Regions from separate parts of the Homo sapiens genome. Here region 2 is linked to region 1. The links are chromatin loops, found by intact Hi-C in ENCODE. Cell type or tissue: PC-9. All regions are shown on one strand. Each heading gives the region's core, and the rest is flanking DNA. Links, peaks and the distances in the headings are about the cores only. Region 1 overlaps MEGF6 (multiple EGF like domains 6). Region 2 overlaps ARHGEF16 (Rho guanine nucleotide exchange factor 16).

Region 1 (5,360 bases), core at 263-5,262:
GGCCTCTGACCACAGACGCCCTGTCGGAAATGCTGCCATCCTGCCTGGAAGGAACACACCTTGCAGCCGGGTTTCCCGCTGCACTGGGAAGACAGCCAGCTGAAGAATGTTGGCCTGGGGAGGCCCAGATTCAGCCACCCACAGGAACGTGGCCCCAGCTTTGCAACCGGAAGGCCCAGGTTCAGGCCTGGGCTCCAGGGCCCATGGGCGAGGGATGCTGAGGCCTCACCACACCTCCATCTCTTTCCCTGCGAGGGCAGCCTTCCCCACAGCTGTGTTTGCTTGTTCACTCCTGCTGCTCCTACAGGACGCCTTAGTCTGGGTAATTTACAAACCCCTGGATGTATGTCTTACAGCTCCAGAGGCTGGGAAGTCCAAGATCCAGGCACGGCAGACCAGCCCTCTGGATCCTCCAGGGCAGCTTCTCAGGGCAGCTTCACAGGGCAGAAAGGGAACCACTCCCTCCGATCTTTTCTGGGGCAGTCATCCCATTCCCCACGGCAGAGCCTTCCTGGCCTCCTCACTGCCTACGAGGCCCCACCTCTTCACACCATCACACTGGGGAGTCCACTCGAACGCAGGAATTTTGCAGGGACACCGACATTCAGGTCGCGGCACCAGATGTTTGTGGAATACCCACTAAGGGCTGGGCGCTTCTGGCATGGGGACTGGGAATGAGTAAGAAGCCTCTTCCACATCCAGAGAAGCCACCAGCTAGAAAGGGGAGATGGCATCCTGGGGCCAAACAGTCAGCAGCCCAGGTGTCAGGGCGGGGTGGGGCCAGGCGCAGGCTGGGGCCCTGGACTTCAAAGGGCTCTGGGCACCTGTCCCCTCTGCCACCCTCCAGCTCTGACTCCGCAAATGCTCCTGCGCCCTCTGGGCCTCTTGCTCCATTCTCTAAATCCCCCATGGCACTGCCCCGTGGGGGGCCTCAGCACTGAGCGTCACAGAGCGGGGCTGCCGCCCAGGCTTGGCATGGAGTGTGGGTCGCACAGGGCTTGCGGAGGCTTTCGGCCACCATGACCACTCTTCCGGTTCAGCAAGAGCACATCGTCCCAGGAAGCAACAAAGTCCTGGAAGCATTAAAGCCTCCCCAGGAGACTCCCGTGGAAATGCCGTTCTCCTGGGTGGAGGCCCTGCCATGGGTGGGACAAAGTGTTGCTCCCACAGGAAGGTCAGAGAAAAAGCTCCAGCACCAAGGGGCTCATGGAGTGCAGGCGGACATGCGGGCACCTGGCCTGGGTGCCAGGACCAGGGTCCAAATCAGGCCCCCTTGCCCACTCGTTTCTCCCGTGCCTGGGCTCCGCGGGAGAGGCACAGCTGGCCCGAGGGGGGCAGCCGGTCAGCGCCCAGGCTTCCTAGCCCGCAGCCCTCGGTCACTTCCCACATGCCTTCCTCTCCCTGGGGACAGTGGGAACCTGGCAGTGCCCTCAGGCAGCAGGCAAGGGTGTGAAAGGCCGAGCCCACAGTGGCAGCAGAGAGTGGGCGGGGATGGGTGGGAAGGGCAGAGCGACAGACTCCCGGGCACAGGGGCTCCCTGGGGGCACCGTGGGGGGAGTCTCTGGTGGTCCCTGCTACCCTGAGCTCACCCCCTTACAGCAGGTCCCTTTGCTCTTGAGAAGGGTGGCATCCCACAGAGCCCACCCGCGTCCCACAGACACTCCGATGAAAACCCAGCTCCACCCTGGAAGCCCCCGCGGCCAAGTAGCAGCTGAGAGCCGGGTCCGGCACCGAGAAGGAAGAGCTGCCACTTCCACCAGAGAAGGCGCCTGCTTCCGCCCAGACCCGGCCTGGCCGCCTCCCCCAACCCCCGGCTGCCCCGTTTCCCGTGATCCGTCCTTATCTCCTGGAAGGAGGGGTCAGCCGGGGTGGGAGCAGCACAGTGTCGGGGCTGAATCCAGCCCCAGTGTGGGAAGGCAGCCCTCGGGCCTGGATGGGTGGGGTCCACCCGGCCCTGGAGGCCAAAGGCAGCACTGCTTCCTCCTTCTGAACAGCACAGAACACCTCTCCCCATTACATTGTCACTGTGGTCTTCCAGCCAAACCATGGGCTTAATGCGAGGGTTGGACCCATTTTATAGGTGGGAATGTTCACAGGACTGAACTCCAACCCGGCTGGCAGTGGAGGGAGGAAGCTGGGCTTGCATGGACACCTGCCAGGGGTCCCCAGGCCTGGATGTAGGGTCCTGGCCGCCCCCCACTCAGCCTGATGTGGGATCCTGGTCCCCGAGGACCATGGTCAAGAGGAGGCAGAGGAAGGCAGGTGGAGAGAGTGGGGAGCCCAGGCCGAGGGGAAGATGGGCCACACGAGTGGGGCAGCTCTCCTCTCTGTCCGGGGTTTCTCTGCAGCCCGGGCCGTGGGCCCCGAGCATTTTCCCCAAAACCTCTAGATTGCTGTAAGGGCTGAGAGCAGGACTTGCCGCATCTTACAGAGAGAGACTGGAGTTCAGAGTGGCAGAGCTACTCGCCCAAGACCACGCAATAAGGAGCTAAGGGAAGTTCAAACCTGGCCCTCGCTGACACCAACGGCTGGTTCTGTGGTGGCATCCTCAAAGTGGCTTCCCTGGAAGGCCTGGGCCATCCTGGAGGTGAGCTCGGGGCCAGGCAGCCCGGGCAGGAGCTCTACAGAGGAGCCTGAATTCCTCCCCAGGGCCTGCCAGCTCTGGCACGCACAGGCCTGAGCCCACCTGCCCAGGGGCCTGGGAGGAGGGTGGGCACATGTCAGAGGCCGTGCCCTGCCCAGGAAATGGCAGAAGCAGTGGCAGGCACCCAGCCTCCCCTGGGAGATGAGCCCACTCCGGACTGCCCAGCCCAGCAGAGCAGAGCTCAGCTCCTGCCCCAGGCCAGTCTCCCAGAACATGACAAACACACTGGCCTGGAGACGCTCCCAGGGCCGGGGCACCCTGAGGCCAGTCTCCTGTGCCAGCACTCACTCAGAGCTTGATGGGGCCGAGTCATCACTGCAAGCAGGTTCCGGGCCCACCCCATCAACTTGGCACACACTGCCCTGCCAGGGGTCCCCAGGCCCTGCGGGTGACCAAGCAACGCGGCCCTTCCCTGCTCTGAGCAGCCCGAACCCTGCGTTCGTGCTCACTCTCGGCTGCCGGCACCCCCTGAGCCATGCGCTCACTCACTCGCTCGGCAAGACTACATTTTTGGGGGAGGCTGGGCTGGCAGAGGGACAGAGAAAACACAGCAGGCTCCTGGCCTTTGGCAGGGCCCCCTCGGCCACACGGTGACTCGGAGCCCTAGCCATCCCAAACACGCAGAGCTGGGGGTGAGAACCCCCGGGCGGGAGGCGGGGCGAGGCCAGGGACGGGGCAGGAGAGGAAGCGTCGGCACTGCTGGGAGGCAGAGTCTGTGGCCCGGTCCCTGGCCGAGATGCCGTCTAGCCTCCTGGCTGGCCCCGGGTCATCCGGTCCACGCCTCTGCCTCTGGCCAGCTCTGCCAGATGGCAAAGACCTTTTCTGTCCATAGGGACCCCTGGCAGAGAGATTCCAACACCTCCTGAAGGGATACGGGTCGAGGCCCGGGCCTAATGTGTTTGCCGTCACCATGCTGGGCTCTGCAGTGTCTGTCATGGAGTTGACATTCCAGAGGCACACCACCTGCCGTGCCTGGACGCCCAGCCCGCGTCAGCCCTGGAGGGGCATAAACACGGCCGGCAGCCCCAGAGCACGAATCAGGAGACCCCCGGCTCTGGCCATGGGCAGTGGGAAGCCCATTCACCACCCGGAGCCGCTCTATCGCGGGAGAGCCTCTGCGCGCCGCACCACTCGCTGACACAGGAGGCGGGAGTGTGGTCAGTCTGTCTTCCGGGGCCTGACACACACCTGCCAGGGACCCCATTACAGGGCCCACCACCACCCCAGGCTGAGAGAGACACGGAAGGTCCAAGCATCAGGCTAACCCTCTCCCCCCAGCGTCGCAGCGGCATCAGGCTAACCCTCTCCCCCCAGCATCGCAGCGGCATCAGGCTAACCCTCTCCCCTCAGCATCACAGCAGCCAGCCTGACCAGGCTCTGGAGCCCACAGACCTGAACAGGGGCTCCTGGGGCTGCAGGGCGGCACCTGTCCCCTCTGCCCCCAGCACCGTCTGCACCCTGTAACAGGTGCTCTCAACCCCGGAGCACAGCCTTTGTGCAGGGGCCCTCGGGGGCCTCTCCGTTGGCTTCCCTGGGCTGGCCTGGGTCAGTGGAGCTCCTCCTAGGAGGGACCCCCACGCAGCATCCTGGGTCACCTCAAGAGCCTGCCCTCATGCAGGGGCTGCTGGAACAGGCCCCGACACCAGCAGACGCTGGCCAGCCTGGGGAGTGCTCCACACACCGCAGCCCTGGAGCATCGGGAACCTGCCAGGCAGCCCCCAGCAGGGTCTTGGGCCTCTCACTCTGCTCTGCCTGGTGTTCCCAGCCACAGGCACTGAGACCACACCATGCCCCACCAAGGCCCGGCACCAGCCCTGGCCTGGTAGACCCAGGGCTTCCCACACACCATCGAGTGGGGTTTCAGACCCCACGCAGCAACTGGGGAGACAAGCGGGCTTGGGCCGGGGAACAGCGGGGCAGAGGAGCCCATCTGGAGCTGGGGGCAGGGTGGCCGAGGGGGCAGGTGGCACTCAGGGCTGGGTCCAGGCTGACCTCGGGAGGATGACTCGGGTCACCGGACAGTGACCCGCCCTTTGCTCCCTACCCCAGCTGGGTGAGCACCCCCACTTTAAAGGGGGGCATATACAAGGATCTTGGGGGAGAAGGAAGCTGCCTGTGTCCCATGGCTTGGCGGCGGGGCCAGCCCTCTCCCTAGGACACACAGGCCCCCACCCCATCAGTTACAACAGGGGAGTTTCAGGGGCCGGGGAAGGTGCCTGTGTCCGCTGCGGGTCTTCGTGCTGCCTCCGCAGGGACTCCTAGCCCCAGGGACACCAGCCCGAGAGGGGTGCACTTCTTCCCCAGGGTTGAGGTGAAATCGGTTCAGCACAGGCCCCCCAGAATGCCAGAGACCAGGTAGGGGGGTCTGGTCTTCACCCTGACACCTCAGTCCCTGCCAGTGAGCAGCCCTGGGTGGGGGCTGAGTGGACCCTTCTGAGGGACTGCACAGGCAGCCGCAGGGGGGAAAATGTAAGCTGTCCCGCGCCTCCTGCGTCCCACCTGGGACAGGCTCCTCGGTGGGTCGGAACCTCCAGCTCCAACGTGTGGAGGTGGCCAAGTCCTGGGGCCATCCCATACCTGGAGTGGACAAGGGTGGGGGCCCTGCAGGAGAGAAGGCATAGCAGCTGGGCCCCTCCTCATCACGGGTCTGGGAGGGGGTTCTCCTCCCCTCATCCTGCCCAACTCCACCTGCACCTGGCTCATCCTGGAGCCTCTG
Region 2 (5,360 bases), core at 1-5,000, 83 kb before region 1:
GGGGCAGCAAACTTGGGGCAATTGGGTCCTGGTGGCCGTGACAGCAGCTGTGCCCAGAGCCCAAGGCGCTGGCTGGGAGATTGTACTGCTATGGGGATGCTGGAGGCACGGGGCTGGCGCCCACTAGACTCACTAGAAGCCCATCTCTCCGGAAGGATAAGGGGGCAGGAGGGCGGGGCTACAGAGCGGCCCACCCAACCAACACTGGGTCCGAGATCCAGCAGATCAGCCAAGGCCAAGTACGGACAGGAACGGACAGGCTGGGCAGGGGGCCCTGAGACTGGCCAGCGACCACAGATTCCACCTGCTTGGACCGGCCAGGCGGGGGCCCCTGAGACTGCCCAGAGACCATGGATTCCGCCTGCTCGCCTCTGCTGCACGCCTCCTCCTGGCAAGTCCCTCATGCCCCATAACTATATGTGTTGGGGATACCAGGTGGGGTATTTAGTGGTAAAGAGAAAAGAGAGAGTTCTGGGCCCCAGGGCTCAGCCATGGGAGGTCCTTTCCAGCCCACCCTGAGGAGAAGCAGCAGGAAGTCGCCCAAAAAGTGGCACAGATGGGCCCAGAACCTCTATGGGGCTGCCCTGGCCCAGCCTCTGCTCATTTTGAGCCAAGTCCCCTTGCAAGTTGGTTCTTGGCACGGAACACCAGGGCCTCTCTGGGAAGACACAGAATCAAGGTACTAGGAGACCAGGGCAGAGCACGTGCCGAGGCAGGCATTTGCTCTTCAGTGTGGAATCTGAGCCCGACTGTGGGGACACGAACAGGAAACTGTCCCTGCCCCGCAAGGGCTCACAGACATGGGGAGACAGGACAGCCAGCCAGCCAGCCTGCGGCTCCCTCTGCCCTGTGCATGCCCTGTGCTAAGCCCCCACTCAGCAAGTCAGGGCTGCCTTTGCTGGGGAGCAGATCTGCCACTGGCCCACGTGGCTGCTGCAGGAAATCTGACCTCTCTCTGTGGCACTGCAGCCGGGACAGCATGGCCAGCTGCTGAAAGGAGTCTGCCCTCTCAGCCCCTCCCCTTCACTGGCTCCACCAGGAGCCGACCAGCATCTCAGTGAGGAAATGGAAAGAGGCCACTGTAGAAACCAGCCGGCCTGCAGGACAGGCTTCAGGATATGGACCTGGCATGGGGCTGGGGGTCCCATTGGGCCCTCCCGGTCAGACACCTGTGCTCAGGGTGTGTGCACTTGGACCTCCCGCCATCATAAGGCCTGTCTCCTCAATAGAAGCAGAAACAATCAACCACCAGCAGCAGATGTTTGAGGAAAGCCCTGTGCCTGAGAGACAGAGGCCAGCAGAGGCGGAGACAGGAGGAAGTATGTGGCAGGGGCGCAGCTCCAGCAGCCAGCGACAGAAAGAAAGAAACTCGCTCCAAAGAAAATGTAATCCTTCCTCTCTAAGACAATAGAAGATGTTACACCCATAAAGCAAGAGCAGGATGCCAGGAATGAAGAGCAGAGGGCTCTTTGAGGATAATGAAAATGATAAGACCAGGGGCCAATAAGAAGTCCAAGTAGAGAAAACCTCACACAGAGAACAAAGTAGGGGAGGAAAGGTAAGGAATTAGGAGAAAACACCAGAGCTTAATACTCATTAGTGGGTATTCCAAAAAGAGAAAACAGAGTGGAAGAAATAATATGAAAATCTGCGCAGCCCTAGACAAGAGTGACCGCCTGGCAGGGTTCCACCCAGTGCCTGGCTCAGTGGACTAACATGGACCCTACGGGGGCACATCAGCACGACAATCAGAGCTCCCAGGCTGGCTCAGTGAACGAACACGGACCCTACCGAGGCACATCAGCAAGACAGCCAGAGCTCCCAGGCTCCAGCAGGTGCGCCAGACCCTCAGTGGGGCCAGGGAGAACCACACACCGGTTGTGATCCGAGAAAGAGATCGGGACATTGGGGCCCTTCCCCAGCAACTCTGACAACAAGGGAAGGGCGCTGCCCGACTCTGGGAGAAAACCATCTACAGTGGGAATGCTCATCTCCTCACCAGTCAGGGGAGAGGAAGAAACAAGACATTTTCAGGCAGTCCAAAAGATGGCTCCCATGTGGCTTCCTGGGACAGTGCCTGGGGATGTCCTTCAGGGCAATGAGGGCCGGGAGCAGGTGAGAGGGGCCCCGGAAGCAGCAGAGGAGGTCCTGGGATCCGCCCAGGGTGAGGCCCAGAGCACTGGGCCCTCTGGAGAGGGAGGACGGGGGGTGTCTGGGAAAAACACTGAGCTGGCCTGCCAGACATATAGAATATATTCTCAAGAAGCACATGGCAGAGACGCCAGAACACTCAGGGAAAAATTAACTGGGGAAACCAGGCTGGTCAAATGAGAGAAAATCATTAACAGGACGTGGACAAGGCCCTGCCCTGGGGCTCAGCGCCTTCTGCCGGCACAGGCATCGTGTGATGGGGCCAGCCGTGATGGAGTCCTCGTCCAACAGGCAGGGAGGGGGTAGGAATGCCCATAGGTGGGGGTCACTGAGAGCAGGCTGTGCCTTTTTCTGGGAAAAGCTGAGGAGCCCAGAGCAGTGGCCTCCGGGGATCAGGGCAGTGTGGAAGAGGGGACGCTGGGTTTTCATGCTAAGTCTTTGGTGCTCGTTGACTTTTGAAACGGTGTCTGTGTCTTCATAGTTCTTTAGAAAAACTGAAAAACAGAAGGCAACGGGTGCCTGCCAGGGCCACAGCTCCCGAGAGCCGGCTCCTGGGGGGCTCTGGACTGCCCACACCCCTCAGGCTCTCTGTTAGGCCTGTGGGTGCGGCTGCCTCGCTGGGAGCGGAGGTCACACCCAGCAATGGCTCAGGCTCTGGCTCGCCTGACAGGTTCCCGTTTGGGCGCCTTCTGGCAGTGGAGCAGACTTTGATCTCTCCTGGGACAGCTGCTGCCAGCCAGGGCCAGGACACCGTCTCAGAGGACGTGGTCAGGGACAGTCAGGCCTGGGCAGTCTGGCCCCATTAGGAAGGAGGAAGGCCTCTATGAGAGTCAGAAGGTTGAGACAGTGCAGGCTGGGGTCTCTGTATTTGGGGGCTGTGGGGTCTTGGGGACATTTGTTTGGTGGGAGATGGGGCACAGTGATGTTGTGGGCATGTCAACCCACATCAAATGCCCCCCAGGTAAAGTCATCACATTTAGAATAAAAGGACCGCAGGGCCGTAGACCGCCTACGCTGGCCACCCACTGGAGTGTGCTCTGCTTGGCGTGTAGACAGAAGCCTAAAAGAAATGGATTTCTCGGCCGGGCCTGGGTAAAACGCAGACACCCTACTGTGAGCGGGTGATCCTGGGATGGTGCAGACCAGCGTCACTCTGGTCAGTGTCATGGACACCAGCCCCGGGGGAGGCCTGTTGTGTCTGCCGCTGTCCTTGACCAGTGATTTGGAATGTCCTGAGGAATGTACCCTCCCGGCCAGCGTGGGGGCCGTCCCTCCCTGGGGCCTGGGAGGCTCAGCCGCACGTGCCTTCCTGGGATGGTTTTAGCAGAGAATTTGTGTCCTGGGAGAGTTTGGTGGCTCCCGGGGCTGAGCAGGGACAGAGGGGTGTCCCAGGTGCCCTGTGGACACTCCAAAGGTGCTAATCCAGGTCAGTTGTGTGGCTGACTGTAGGCAACCTCCCTGCAGGAAGTGACTTTGGGCGAGTGACTCAGCCTTGTTTTCCCATCAGAAAAATCAGTTTCCACCCGCAAGAGACTCCGGTCATTTTCATGTGTGTGACGTTCTGGGTGTATAGGAGGCATACTGAGTGGTGGTGGTTATTGTTTTTATCTTTATTTTTTAAAAGGGAAAGAATGAAAGCAGCGAGTTTTCTCCATGTCGTTACCTTTTGAACCTACGAAGCTCCCTGAGCATAGGGAGCATGAGCTTGTCTGTGATTCGGCAAGGCCTTGGTCACTGCGGCGCAGACGCAGGCCTCACACCGGCCAGGCCTGTTACACGCTTTGCACGCTTTACACTTCCCACCGTACCTTCAGGAGGTGGGCCTTGCTCTTATCATGCCCATTTTGCAGATTTTGAAACTGAGGCACGGAGAGGCAGCGTCACTTGCTCATTGACCACATGCCTGGGTCAGGGCTGCTCCCTGACACGTGTGGGGAGCCCCTGAGCAGCAGAGGGGAAAGCTGGGAGGCCTGAGAGACCAGACCCTCGGAATCCATTGCTCAGTGGCCTGAGGGTTGCAAGTGCCCAGGGGGGTTGCAAGCAGCCCGGGGCGTGAAAGCTCACTGTGGGCCTGACCGCTGTGGCCGAGCAATGCGCCGTCACTCAGGAGGTGATGTGTAGCCACAACAGCCCCGCAAAGTGCCTGGAAACAGACCTCTGGGCCCGGCTCCTGGAGGCCGTGTCGGCTGGGGGCTCTGCACATCTCGGTCACACGGGGTCCAGGCCATTGAGGCTCTGCCTGGCCACGCGTGCCTATAGTCATGGCAGCCAGGGAAGACGCAGAGGCAGGTCGAGAGCTGGCTCTCCACATTCCTACCTGGCAGGCACGTATGTCCCAAAGCCAGTCTCAGGACTGTGCCATTCCCAAGGGGCAGAAGGGCAGCCCTGCCTCGGGTCTGGAAGGAGGAAAGTGAGAAATGGGAAGCAGTAGTGTCAGGGGCAGGGTGCCAGCCCCGGACCATGAAGGGAACAGTGGGGTAGAGATGGGCTCGGGGGCACGCGCTGCCAGGAGGGGCGGGCAGGAGTGTGGCGGGGGCGGGGCAGCCCACGGGGTGTGGGGATCGGGCTACAGAGATGTCTACAGGGCAGCTCCCGCTCTCTGCTGGGGGGTGTACGTGGGACTGTGGGCTGCCACCCCTGCCACCACCACACCTGCCCAGTGGCCAGGTGTCATACTGGACTCTCGGGCTGGTGACTGGTGGGGCTCCTGAGACCAGAATTGTCAGCTTTATGCCCAGTTCAGAAACGTGGAAAAATGCAAGCGTGTTGCCTGGTGTGTGGAAAGGTTCCATGGACAGTCCGCGACAGTCATATCACTGTGTGGCTAAGAGAGGGGAATCACACAGGCCTGGGCTCGGGCCGGGAGCATGTGGGCAAATGCACCTGCCCTCCCCCCAACCCAGCAGAGCCTGGCTCAGGTGCCTGGAAGACCCCAATGAGGCAGAGGCTGTGGTCACTGCCGCTGTGGCTGATGCCGGCCTCAGGAAGCCCCCCAGTGCAACGCCATGACCCTTGCGTTCACCACGAGGAAGTGGTTCCAGGAGGCTGCATGGCTGCCAGGTGTGAGCCAGGATTCCAGGCCAGGTCTTCAGGGCTCCAGGGCCATGCACCTGAGCTGCCCCACCTGCCTCCAGGCTCAGGAATGTGTCCTCAGTGCGTGCTGCCCATCAGAGGAAGCAGTGTGGCCTCCCAACCTCCAAGGTCCAGCC

What was found. Peaks named below come from ENCODE experiments on the same cell type or tissue, not always from the same donor. Only the 100,000 strongest peaks of a DNase experiment are listed, where the experiment ranks them.
Region 2: a loop joins it to region 1, with 4 times the contacts of the local background. A loop is called at or near these places in 1 of 110 quality-filtered maps.

The regions. Positions count from the first base shown.
Region 1 is chr1:3,540,282-3,545,641 of GRCh38, forward strand. All of the region lies in intron 4 of MEGF6 (multiple EGF like domains 6), which reads right to left. Among named protein-coding and RNA genes, the nearest start is that of MIR551A, 18 kb to the right of the region's middle. RefSeq lists enhancers at 2,798-3,449, 3,450-4,103. In PC-9, for the core only: no CTCF peak of the experiment used is centred there; DNase peaks (open chromatin) are centred at 1,440, 1,910, 2,920 and 3,210; H3K4me3 peaks cover 2,906 bases; H3K27ac peaks cover 4,264 bases.
Region 2 is chr1:3,457,417-3,462,776 of GRCh38, forward strand. All of the region lies in intron 1 of ARHGEF16 (Rho guanine nucleotide exchange factor 16), which reads left to right. Among named protein-coding and RNA genes, the nearest start is that of ARHGEF16, 5.4 kb to the left of the region's middle. RefSeq lists enhancers at 1-596, 1,116-1,285. In PC-9, for the core only: no CTCF peak of the experiment used is centred there; a DNase peak (open chromatin) is centred at 2,835.